Linked DNA regions of Homo sapiens: region 1 is linked to region 2. The links are chromatin contacts, found by Hi-C or POLR2A ChIA-PET in ENCODE. All regions are on one chromosome and are shown on one strand. The core of a region is the stretch at or near the end of the contact, and the rest is flanking DNA. Distances in the headings are between cores, read along the strand shown.

The links. A loop is a pair of places that touch in the nucleus more often than their neighbours do. ChIA-PET counts read pairs that join two places held with the same protein, here RNA polymerase II (POLR2A). Pooled maps may share reads with other maps.
Region 1: a loop to region 2 is called in a map of naive thymus-derived CD4-positive, alpha-beta T cell, with 25 times the contacts of the local background. The contact joins the enhancer-like site here to the promoter of YES1 in region 2. A Hi-C loop is called at or near these places in 2 of 168 maps with a recorded cell type or tissue (both naive thymus-derived CD4-positive, alpha-beta T cell), 7 of 37 single-sample maps with no recorded cell type and 10 of 50 pooled maps. POLR2A ChIA-PET finds 5 or more read pairs at or near these places in 1 of 52 experiments (activated T-cell).

Annotation. Positions count from the first base shown.
Region 1 is chr18:2,635,429-2,641,897 of GRCh38, forward strand. No RefSeq gene overlaps it. Among named protein-coding and RNA genes, the nearest start is that of SMCHD1, 17 kb to the right of the region's middle. RefSeq lists enhancers at 1,088-1,267, 1,858-1,907, 6,304-6,469. Within about 2 kb of position 1,388, at least 15 of the 41 ENCODE cell types and tissues checked have a DNase peak (open chromatin) inside an H3K27ac peak, as active enhancers do.
Region 2 is chr18:807,782-814,552 of GRCh38, forward strand. YES1 (YES proto-oncogene 1, Src family tyrosine kinase) reads right to left here and starts at 4,461. Exons shown (of 12, transcript NM_005433.4): 1 at 4,333-4,461. RefSeq lists silencers at 4,068-4,157, 4,228-4,287, 4,338-4,847 and enhancers at 4,579-5,121, 5,122-5,663.

The DNA of each region.
Region 1 (6,469 bases), core at 138-2,637, 1.8 Mb after region 2:
AGTAGGACAGACAAAAAAGTCGCCCGGCAGTGGATGCTCTCAATCTGTGCATGGAAAGGAAGGAGTCACTGGGTAACCGGGAGCCAAGAACAGCATTATCCTGATGTCTTTCCTTAAGGCAACCTCTATCCTGGGGCAAAGAGAAGGAACTTGGGGAGTTCCATCAAGTAGGTATAGTAAGCAAGGGTGTGGTGTGGTGGGGCAGGGGATGCTATACTATAGTTTAGCATTAATTATGTTTGGTTAGAAACATTGTTCTGTTGGCCTTTCTGTGTCCTGTTGAAAACATTGTTTATCACAGCCTAACTGCTGGCAGAGTTTCTCAAGCCCTGATTAGAATGCGGCTTCTAGGGGAAGGGAGGGTTAGGAGACTTCAATTCTATGGGACAATCACTCTGAGAATTGAAAATGCCACCCAGAGATAATAAAAGCCAGTTAAAGCTCACCAACCAAAGAAAAGACCACAGGTCTTACCTACAGAAAATAGTTGCATGACTGTACTTGCTGTAGTGAGGAGGAACTGGTCATGGGATATCTCAGAAACATGGAGCAAGGAGGGGCTTTTTTTTTTTTTTTCCCGAGACGGAGTCCCTCTGTTGCCCAGTCTGGAGTGCAGTGGCGTGATCTCAGTTCACTGCAACCTCCGCCTCCCAGGTTCAAACAATTCTCCTGCCTCAGCCTCCCGAGTAGCTGGGATTACAGGTGCATGCCACCACGCCCAGCTAATTTTTGTATTTTTCGTAGTGACAGGATTTCACCATGTGGTCAGGCTGGTCTCAAACTCCTGACCTCAAGTGATCTGCCCGCCTTGGCCTCCCAAAGTGCTGAGATAACAGGCGTGAGCCACCGTGCCCAGCCAGGGAGGGGCTTTTTATAGGGTTTGGCCTTTGTTCGGTGATTCTAAGAAGGAATGGTTAGTCTTTTTTTTTCCAACTACGGTACAGCATTAATTATGTTTGGTTAGAAACATTGTTCTGTTGGCCTTTCTGTGTCCTGTCGAAAACATTGTTTATCACAGTCTGACTGCTGGCAGAGTTTCTCAAGCTCTGATTAGAATTAAGGGTCCTGTTTGGGGAAAGTAACTGCATAGAAGGCCATAGAAAAGGCTCAGTAGGACTGTAGTTCCAGAGGAGCACTCTGTGAAAATTTCAACCACAGCAGAGGAAAATGGGGACTTCGACTTGTATGGAGATAGGAGGCTGCTCGGCCGCTGTGAAAAATCTAAGGGGAGCCCTGCATCAGATATCCAGAAGCTGTTTCCTGCATTTCCAAGGATGCTGTGCCCTGTAAGAAGATTTAGAGATGTGTGAGAGACGTAGGGACGTGAGGAGAGAACAGCAAAATTATATAAAGTGTAAGATATTGTGTACTTCCCCTTCCTGTTGTGGTTGGCTTTGAGCTAGAACACCTTGAGGATTTGGCTTTGAGTTACAAGCAGTTAGTTTCTCTTAGGCTAGCAAAGCTGGAGACAATACACAAGTGTATACTTCCTTTTCTTCTGAAAAAGCAACAAGGTTGGATAGATTTAGTTTTGCACATGTGAGGCAAAAACATTCTCTAAAATGAAAAGGGTTGACATAACAGGGAATCTAAAATGTTCAGTGTTTGTGTGTGTGTGTGTGTGTGTGTGTGTGTGTGTGTGTTTACTTCTTTATTCTTTTTTGAGAAGCTTTCTTTTTTTTTTTTTTTTTTTTTTAGGTTTACATCACCGGAACAGGAGGAGGGACACACCCAACAGCTGTAGAAGCAGGAAATATCTAATACAAAACTAAAGTACAAAAACATGAAAACAGAGTCTTTGCGCATATTTTGTTCCTGCTGACTGCCTTGAAAAAGTCTACATTTCCTATACATATGATTGGGAATGGGGAGGGCTTGGTTCTCCTTGTGCAACATATTCAGCATGATTTAGGCAGTTTTATCTCTGCAAATTTATTGTTTCCTTTGGAGAAGTATTCATTTTCTAAATCACATCTCAGAAGTATCAAGAGTTATGTACCACAGGACAGCAGGGGGCAATTATAGAAGTCAGATTCACGTCAAGCCAGAGTACATTCTGTGAGGAGGAACTGACCCAGGCTTGGCAAGTGTCAGCTTGAATTAACCTTTTTTTTTTTTTTTTTTTTTGCCAGGAGTCTCCCTCTGTCGCCCAGGCTGGAGTGCAATGGCACAATCTCAGCTCACTGCAACCTCCACTTCCCCAGTTCAAGTGATTCTCCTGCCTCAGCCTCCCGAGTAGCTGGCATTACGGGTGCGTGCCACCACGCCCACCTAATTTTTGTATTTTTAGTTGAGACAGGGTTTCGCCATGTTGGCCAGACTGGTCTCAAACTCCTGACCTCAAGTGATCTGCCCGCCTCAGCCTCCCGAAGTGCTGAGATTACAGGCGTGAGCCATCGTGCCCGGACTTAAATTAACTATTAATAGGGATATTTAGAACTGAAAAATACACATTTTGAGGAATGTGACAAAAAGTGTCCTTATTTTTCATAATTGATATGGTTATGGATGGCTAATGACCTGTGTGCTATAGGATCTGTGTATCTTGTGTGGGGATGCTGCATTCTAACTCTAGAACCGGCCAATTGCCTTGTAAGGGGAGGATGAGTAATATAGTTTTAGAGAAGAGATTATTTCTCTCTAAAGAAAGTGAAACTTAGATAAGAAACAGAAATTTAGCCCGGGCGTGGTGGCTCACACCTGTAATCCCAGCACTTTGGGAGGCCGAGGCAGGTGGATCACGAGGTCAGGAGATAAAGACCATCCTGGCTAACACGGTGAAACCCCGTCTCTACTAAAAATACAAAAATTAGCCGGGCGTGGTGGCGGGCGCCTGTAGTCCCAGCTACTCCGGAGGCTGAGGCAGGAGAATGGCGTGAACCCGGGAGGCGGAGCTTGCAGTGAGCCGAGATGGAGCCACTGCACTCCAGCCTGGGCGACAGAGCGAGACTCCGTCTAAAAAAAAAAAAACAGAGAGCGAGAGACTATGTTTTTAGAACAGTTTTAGGTTCACAGCAAAATGGAAAGAAAGGTACCTCCTGCCCCCACACATGCCAGCTCCCTGGTTTTCAACATTGCCCACCAGAGAGCAGCATGTGTTACAATGAGGGAATCTATGCAGATACATCATAACCACGGAATGTCCGTAGTTTACATAAGGGTTCACTCTTCATGTTGCACATTCTTTGGGTTTGGACAAATGTATAAGTGACATGTATTCACCACTATGGTATCAGACAGAATAATTTAACTGCCCTAAAAATCCTCTGTGTTTTGCCTGCCCATCCCTCCTCTTCGCAGCCCTTGGGCAACCACTGATCATTTTCCTGTCTCCATAGTTTTGCCTTTTCCAGAAATGTCATATACTTGACATCATTCAGTATGTAGCCTTTTCAGATTGGCTTCAATATATTCTTTTCTATATCCATCACCTTTTTTGTCCCATTTGGTTCAGTGTTTCTCAAAATGTGGTGTTTGAACTATCTCTGTCAGAACCACATGAAAGTTGTTAAAAATATACATTCTCAGTCTCATATTTGACTGATTCAAAATATTAATATCTGGGTGTGGAACCTAGGAATTTGTATTTTAAACACACAGTACAGGTTATTCTTACACATACTATAGTCTGAACACCAGCAAAGTCTCTACTATGCTGCCAGGAATTAAGGTGGGGACGTATGTTCATAAAAGGTGATAGTGGCCGGGCGTGGTGGCTCAGTCCTGTAATCCCAGCACTTTGGGAAGCCGAGGCAAATGCATCGGCCTCCTGACCTGAGGTCAGGAGTTCGAGATTAGCCTGGGCAACATGGCAAAATCCTGTCTCTACAAAAAATACAAAAATTAGCCAGGCATAGTGGTGGGCACCTGTAGTTCCGGCTACTAGGGAGGCTGAGGTGAGAGAATCTCCTGAGCTCAGGGAGGTGGAGGCTGCAGTGAGCTGTGATTGCACCGCTATACTCCAGCCTGGGCGACAGAGTGAGATCCTCTCCCAACCACAAAAAAAAAAGTAATAGGATTTACCAAAAAGGAGCTGGCAGTGATAGCAATAGAAAGGGACCCCAAAGGGAAGATCGGGGCTTCAAAGTCTAGCTATTCTACAGAGCCCATGTGTAACATGTGTAAATTCCCCATCTATTGCCAATTGTATAGTTTTAATTTGATTGATATTGCAGGAGCTAGCGATTTCCTGCAGACTTTGACTCTTTCTCTCTGGAGAAGCCTAGAAATACCTTATGTATTATTTGACAACAGATGAAGCCTGAGGTTTTCATCTTGGACTACCGTTAAATCCTTACGAAAGTGACCTTCTTTGAACTAGACAATACCTCCTGTAACCATTTTAGTAGGATCTCCCTTGAGTTTCAGTTCTACCTTCTCCAAGTTCTACAAAGACTCCTCATCAGTATTTCATGTGGAACCCAAATGAAAGGTTGGGAATTGCTGATCAGTCTGCTGTGTGGCCTAATGAGGCCTGGACACCTGAGTGATGACACAGACACACAGGAGCCCCAATAATAATTTATACTTGCTCTTTGTCACACATGCGTGCCATGCACACCCTACTCTATGTCTCTGTATGGTCAGTCCCTCCTTCCCTCTCTCTTTTCCTTCCCTCCATATGCCTTATGCCATTGCTAATCTCCTATAGAAGCAAAACTCACGCTTTGTTCTGCTTCCAGTATGATTAAGCACATCACATACTATAGATAGGAACAAAATCAAACCACTTCACATTCTCAAGAAAAACTTAAAAGAATAGGGTCATCCTGACTGGTTCTGGTCTCCAAAATAATAAACTCTAAAAAATTTGCAGTGAGCCTGGATTCTCTAAATAATGCTGTCCCTGACTTTTGCTATGCTGATATGAATGATCTTTTTCTTTTTTTTTTTTTAATTTTTTGGAGACAGGGTCTCACTCTGTCACTTAGGCTGGAGTGCGGTGGCACAATCATGGCTCACTGCAGCCTCGACCTCCTGGGCTCAAGCGATCCTGTCATCTCAGTAGCTGAGACTACAGGTGTGTGCCACCATACCTGGCTAACGTTTGTACTGGGTTATAGAGAAGGGGTTTTGCCATGTTGCCCAGGCTGGTCTTGAACTCCTAGGCTCAAGTGATCCACCCATTTTAGCCTTCCAAAGTGCTGGGTTTACAGTTGTGAGCCACCATGCCTGGCCAACATGAATGATTTTTGCATATATGATACCTGTATGAGTAAGTGGCTTTTTTCCTCACCTTCAACAGGCTGATATAAATTTAGTGCCCTGATAATTTTGTCTTTCTTTCCATTTGAATACTTGTGTTTTCAATTTGCTGAGCCACTCTTTCTGGCTTCATCAGAAAGAAGTCTGACACCCTTATACTGACAGCAAGTTAAGTTTCTCTTTCCTGGTCTCTTTTTCTTCTGTTTTTAATTTTCAGAGTAGAATTAGGCTTTTTAAAATAATACATATTTTTAAACTGACAAATAAAAATTGTATATATTTACTGTGTACAACAGGATGTTTCAAAATATATATACATACCCTACTGGAGTGGGTAAATCAAGCTAATTACCATATGCATTACCTTATATACTTATTATTTTCATTATGAGAATCTCTTTCCTCTTCTAAATGCGGAAGTCTCCTGAGGATCTCTGTGGCACTCTCTTCCAAGCCTTTGTACTGTGCTCTTGGGAATCCCTTCTATTGCAGTAATAGCACTTCTCTCCCCCAGCTCAATGAAAGCATCATCATCTACCCAGTGACCTAAACCCTAAACTTGGGAGTCATCTGTGATTCCTACCTCTGCTCACTTTTTTTTTTTTTTAATACAGAGTCTTGTTCTGTTACCCAGGCTGGAGTGCAGTGGCACGATCTCGGCTCACTGCAACCTCTGTCTCCCGGGTTCAAGCAATTCTCTGCCTCAGCCTCCTGAGTAGCTGGGATTACAGGCACCTGCCACCACACCTGGCTAATTTTTGTATTTTTAGTAAAGATGGGGTTTCACCACGTTGGCCAGGCTGGTCTTGAACTTCTGACCTCGTGGTCCACCCACCTCAGCCTCCCAAAGTGCTGGGATTACAGGTGTGAGCCACTGTGCCCGGCCAATGAATGAATACTTCTAATAAAGTGTCACAGTTATTTCTGTTTTTTGCCTGTTTTTTTTTTTATTTTTAATCTGTCTTTTTAATCTTGTGTTCAGTGCTCATTGAATTGCCCTTTGTTGCATAGCTAGCTAGAAAGGGATTAGGTTTGGCACCTGGGAGCACAAGTCCTCACTCCCAGATCAATTTACTTGTCCCTAACACCATGTTGCCTCTTTAATGCTCTGCAAATAAAAATATTATAACACACCCCTCCTCTGAGTGCTTCTCTAGGCTCACAAACCACAGTTTCGGTTTCTTTTCTGATAATCAGTTTCATTTCTTCATAGTCACATCTCTTGCTGGCAAGCATCACGTTATTTTCCAGCAGCATGTTTCAA
Region 2 (6,771 bases), core at 3,211-5,710:
CCCTCTTGAAGGCCTTCCACTTCCTAGGAGAAAGTAGAGTCCAAAGAACCTATATGCCAGCAATTCTACTCCCCTCCCCTAAACAACAATAAAAGAAGCAATTCTAAGAATCACAGCTTAAAGTGAAATGAAGTATAATGCTTCAAGGAACCTGCAGTCTCACAGCTTACTGTACATTTGAACAAGAGAAACTGAAGGGCATTGCTACCCTAGATTTGGGGGGGAAAAGGAGTTGAGGCACAGAGGCTTGTAACTCAGTCCATTAGTACCTCAACAGTACATTATTCTATACTCTAAAATTACAGGATTCTCTGTCTTTCCTGGAGTGGGCTTTCAGATCTTAAAGGTAAACCCAACGCAGACCAGGATATATTGCCATCAAGTCTGCTAGTTCCAAGACAACAGTAGTGCTGCTGCAGCCAACGATTCCTTGGCATACAGACATGTGAAAACGATATTGGCGGCAGCACTGGCTCTTCTCTTTCACCCTCTACTGTTACTATAGCTCCTTTTGCTAAATCTGCCTCTGAGTTTAGACAGGAGCTGGATGGTTAGTAATCACCCAGCAGCTGCAGCTGAGCAATACTCAGCCTAATTGTGGCACTGGAGCAGCTGAGAGGAAGAAAAGAGATAATACATACCCTACCATAGCCATACACGAACTACCAATAAGACAAGACACTTTAATAGAAACAGATTATTTCCTTTAAAGAAAAGCAGTTGTGCCTCGCTATAGGACTTATATTATAAAACTGTTTAAATGTGAACTGAAGGTGACCTAAGCCATGTAGGGTTCTAAACAATGGAAGATCTTACTAAAACTTCCTGTAAATATTCACACAACAAAGCGTGCACCACAAACATCACCTTTATAACATGACTGAAAGTTCCTGTGATATAAAAATTTGGCACAGATGAGATCTCTTCTTCAACTCTACAACAATGCAAAGCCACAATATCAACCACTAAAATAGCAAGCCATTACATAAAGCAAATAAAATAGCATGACCCAATGATTCTCTGCATTTCTGAAACTCCAACACCATATTGTCATTTGCCTTTTGAACCAAAACATATTCATCCTTCAGGTGCTGTGAATCTTCATAAACTTTAAACAAAAACTTATTTTATGCTGAGATTTCATGGCATTCTTAAGAATAGAAAAACTAAGGCTGAAATTACTGATCTAAAGAATTACTGTTCTAGAAAACCGAAAATAGATAAAAGTCAAAACTTAGGATCTTGATGCCGTAATTGAGTTTTGAGTTTTAATTGTCATGTTATGTAATTTTCAGAAAAACAGAGTATTTGATGACAGAACAGTATCCATTCGTTCAATAAACATTTTGATTATCTTCTATTGGTTATTTACAACATACAAGCCGAAGCGGATTTTAATTTTGTAAAACCTGTGTCTTCTGTGAAAATATTAAAACAATTAAGTTATTAAAGAAAACGAACTAGAACTTTATTTAGAAATTTTTTCCCAAAAATTCTCTAATTATTGTACATTTCGGAGTATTTGACTTTTTTTTTTGGAGACAGTCTCACTCTGTTGCCCAGGCTGCAATGCACTGGCACTATCTTAGCTCACCGCAATCTCTGTCTCCCGGGTTCAAGCGATTCTCGTGCCTCAGCCTCCCAGGTAGCTGGGATTACAGGGGCGCGCCACCACACCCAGATAATTTTTGTACTTTTTAGTAGAGATGGGGTTTCACCACGTTGGCCAGGCTGGTCTCAAACTGCTGGCCTCAAGTGATCCCCTTCCCTCTGCCTCCTAAAGTGCTGGGATTACAGGTGTGAGCCACCGTGCCCAGCCTGACGTGTTCAAAGTAGTTATACATACAGCTGGTATATGACAATTATGATTTAATAAATCTAATCCTATTTGCAAAGGATAGCCTAGGTAGTGTTCGAAAGTCAGCCACCAAGTTATGTTCTTAAACCAAGCACCTTATATAGACATTACACACTGGATTCCTTAAAAAAACAACAACAAATTCATGTAAAATAAAACATAGAAACAGATTCTGCACACAAACGTAGGGCTTAATGAATTACACTAAGACCAATACCCTTGGTAACTCCTACCAGGTTAAAAGAACTTTGTCACCACTTCAGAAGCCAGGTCCCTATCACAATCTCCTCCCTCTTCCCATATATTTCCCTTCATAGAACCACAGGTATTCTATGCTTCTATTTTTACGTTCACAGAATTTCCTTGCAGGTTTTTTTTTTTTTTTAATTACCCAAGTTTGGGTGACCCCAGCGCTTAGCATCACTTAAAAAATTGTTTTGGCATTAGTCTTCTTTCTTACTATAATGCTAATAGAATAAACGATGTCTACACTGATTTTGTAAAGAAAAACTAGCCATAGTAGTAAATCATTTACTGTCTAACATGATGCAAATTTCAACTTTGAATAAGTAAGTCTTACACCATCGGTTGGTAATATTTCACTTATACAGGTTTACTTCTAGTCTTTTAGCACATTTATTCTTTTATCAATACATACCATGAAGAAATTTTACTTGCATAGACATTAATTTTTCAGCTTGTGAATTTCCTGAACTAAAACACACACACAAAAACAGCCCATGTATTAATATTATACTTCGACCACAAGACAAATTCCACCTAACCCAGGAAGACAGGTCAAAGCTGTAATTTCACTTTCAGATGAACAGAAAGGAATCAATTTTGTGGTTTATGAAGTCAGCAAAACCTAACTACGAAATTAAAGCCATTATAACATTACAGTGGTTACAACAGAGTATATATTTTAAGAGCCCTTTTATCTTTTATCCTGGAAACATGGATATAAACTGTTTTGTTTTCAGATCAAAGGCAATTGTCTTTTTCAAATGTAGGACCCTCTGAATTGTCAACCAGCATTTAAAATCTCCACCGACTTTTAGCTAATGTCCAAAAATAAAAATACAATTTAACTTCCTTTCCTTACATGTCAATTGTGGCAGGGGTCTCACACTTATAAGCAAACAAACAAAAACCAAAAAACCATATATATTATTTGCTAAAGTAAAACTTTCTTACTGTACAATATATGAACATCGTAAGTGATGCATACAAGATCCTTGGCTAATACAAGATACTCCTTTATTACCTGACCATTCAAAATGCTTCCTGTCCACCGTGTGCCAAGCACTGTGATAGTTAAGATATTAGATTTACCATGCACTTTTCCTTAAATGCACAGTCACGTGTATACATTTAGTAATACTTTCCTTAGTGCGTAATTTAACTTTAGAAGTGTAACAGGATGGTTTAAATATTTAAAATTATCAAGGTATCTTTGGCACTGTAATCTTACAGTTATAATACATGAAGATACTATAATCATATCATGTGAAATCGACTGTGAAAACACACACCCGTGGAACGTATATACATAATAAATGGACATAAAATTGTGCTTCCACCAAAGACTTTCATTATTTCCTTTAGTAATTTATAATTATACAGTATGTTATTCCACGCCTGTATCAATTAATTATGCAGAAAATGATTCAACCAAATCCGAACTGTTAAGTCCTACTCATTACAAAACAAAAACTAAAGTCCCTACACCAGACTTGATTTTCAAAGAGCTTCTTAAAACAGCTCTGCCCCATGCCCAATAAAGTGAAAGCTGGAAGCAATTATCAAGAAGAAAAACACACTTTAAGACAATTTTCTTTAACACATGTGGACAGGGAACCGAACGCAACGGGAGGCGGAGTGGCATGATTCCGTAAAAGTGGACGCTGAATGGTAAATTTCCCAACCCCCAACCCAAAACAAAGGAAAACTTTAAACATGTTGCGGTTTTCAATCAAACCAAGTAAAGCCAGAAAGGCTCATCCACTCGCCCCACACACCCGCTCCTCTCCCCGCACAGCTGCTACCGGCGTCGGCCGATACACAGACCCCCAGCCTTTAGGACCCAAAGGGGCCGCTTCCCTCGCCCCTACTTCGGCCGTAGGGGCAAAAATAAACCTCTCCTCCCCGTCGCCGGGCGGTCCACACGACCCCAAAGACAAGGGGTGGGGAGTGTCCCCACGCCCCTGGAACCTCAGGTCGGACTTGGGCGGGACCCGGCAGGTCTGGACAGGGCAGAGACCGAGTCAGGGGCGAGCAGGTAGCGCGGGGAACGAGACAAGCCCGCCGGGCGATCCGGGGGAGGGGAGAAGTTTCTTCCCAACTTCCCGACTCGGGCCCGCGGGGGCGGGGAACCGCGGCGGCGGCGGCGGCGGCGGCTCCGGGCGCTGGGGCCTAGCCCTGTCCGGGCAGAGGTGGAACCCTCCGCCCGCGGGGCCCCACCGGGTCCTTACCTGTCCTCCGGCCGCGCTCTCATGAGTCGCTGCTACCGCAGCTCGAGGTGGCGGAGGGCGGAGGCGAGGCCCGCGGGCCCTCTCCCTCCTCCACCTCCTCGTCCCGGGGCGCCCGGCGGCAGCAACGACGGCAGAGCCGGCCCGGGACGCGTTACTTCAGGAGGAGGGAGTTCCCGGGCTCCCCACGCCTCGGCCTCACTCTCCACCTCCTCCGCCCCCCCCCCCCGGCCCCGCCCCCTGACTTCTAGCGGGGGCGGGGGCTGCGGGTACCTGCGCGCGCCGCCGTCCGCTCACCGGAACTCGGGCCACGCCGGCCCGGCTCCGGGGCCCCCAGCCTTCCGGCGCCTACGCCCCCGTCAGGTCCCCTCCGCGGGCTCCGGGCCGCTTTGCTGTGGTCAGGATAGGCGACCGGTCCGTGTCACTTCTCCCGACCCAACATGGCGGCGGGGTCCGGGGCGGATTCCCGGGGGCGGTGCAGGCCGAGGGGGCGTGAGGAGGAGGTGCTTCCCTGCCCGGAGAGCAGGCCCGCGGCGTCCCTTCCCACCCGCGAACCCACCGACGCTCGGCTGCCGCGGAGATTGAATGGAGCGCTCCGATTCTGCCCCTCTGCCTTTCTCTGTTCCTTGGCCCAGCTCTCAGTAGTGGCCAGGGCTTTGGGGCTTGCTTTTGTGGGGGAGGACGGGGTTGAGTTTTTTTGGTTGGCTGTTTGCTTCTCAGCGCTACGCTTCCGCACCCTTTGTCGTTGGTAGTAAAATCTCAAGCCCAACCGCGTGAGCCGGGGGCGTTACTCACACCCTCATCACCATCCTGATCGCCGTCCAAAAAACGTTCACGTCTTGCCTCCTTCCGAGGCAGGGATCCTGTCCCTGCCCCCAGGAGCTTCCTGTTGACTGTAGGTCGAACCAGCCTTGCCGGGAGGGGAACCGAAGCTGAGTTCTGTTTGGCGACTATCCCAGTCATGGTGGCTTTGGCTTATGTTGGGACAGCGTTTTTCTATATGATGCTGGCGGCAGCCCAGTGAGGGAAGTGCAACAAGTATGGTTCTCCTGCTTGTCAACTGTGGAAACAGCGACCCTGAAAGTGGAGGAGCCACAGCTGGAATCGTGTCCGTCTGAATACACGCACCTTTCCTATGAGCCTTGTAAAGCCAGTCGTTGAAGAAGGGGGAGGACCCGGAAGGATGGGGTGGGGGCGTAAAGATGAAGGTTAATCAAGGTCCTCATGGACTGAACCTTGAGGCCCTTCTGCTGCAGTCACTTTTGCCCTATCAGACTTTTAGAGTAACTTCCTCTCTTTATTTCCTCTTTGGTGGGGTTATCAGAATTATTTTGTGACTATTGGTTTCCTTTGCGGTTTTTAGTGAAATTCAGAATCATCTTCGACGGATAGGAAATAGTGCAATCATATGTGTCAGTATTCCGGTATTCTAGGAACTTAAGGAAATGCATATAAGGGTTTGAACATTTTTTTCTTCAGCTCACTAAATGAACGAAAGGTAGGCGTAGGCGTTAAAGAGACACATAATGTGGAACGATGCTGTATTTTCTTAGCTACTAAAACTTCATTTGTCATTGACTGTCTCAGGGCTTTAAAATTTTATGTAGGTCTATATTCAGCTTTTATTAAAATAGAAAATTCCTTGAGCTGTTGCCTTTCTTCACTAAATAGAGATAATTTCGTCTTCCTAAACACTCAGTCTCAAAAATCACCTCTAAAATAGGCCGGGCACAGTGGCTCACACGTGTAACCCCAGCATTCTGGGAGTCCAAGACAGGAGGATCACTTGAGTCTAGGAGTTGGAGACCAGCCTGGGCAACATGGGAGACCTCCTATCTATTTAGTAAAATATATTTTAAAAAATAATAATGAAATGAAATAGTAGTTTGCCCCAGTTTAAGGGGTAAGGTGGCTTTGAAGATGTTCTATATGGAGTTTTAAAGTTGGGAGAGTATGTCAGAATGTCACCTACAAGTTATGGATTACATTGACTTACTGAGTTTGCTTCTCTTCGCCCTCCCTTTTTTTTTTTATTACTACATTCCCTGATTTCTTTTTTAGTATATTCATCAATGTCAAACTTCAGTCTGTAAATAACCTGGAAAGTTTTCAATCTTACATTTAGTGGCTCACTTGTTTCCAGGAATATTTTTTAAAAAATTTTTTAATGAGGAAGAGAAAACTGGAAAGTCTTACTGAGTTTGGTGTAACAAAAATTGCTTTTAATCTGTTCATCCTGAAACGGACAAATAAGCTTGCCCCTACTTTTCCCTCCTGCACAGCATAGAGGTGTGGTATGTACATGTGTGTTAGGGAGTGATAAGGAACTTAAGTCTTGAAACCCCTGGAAATGTCTGCTGGAGGAAAAAGCTAGGGGAAAGCTTTAAACAAACAAACTTTATGAGATATGTTAGGTCCCTATAAAAGTAAAATGCTTTCATT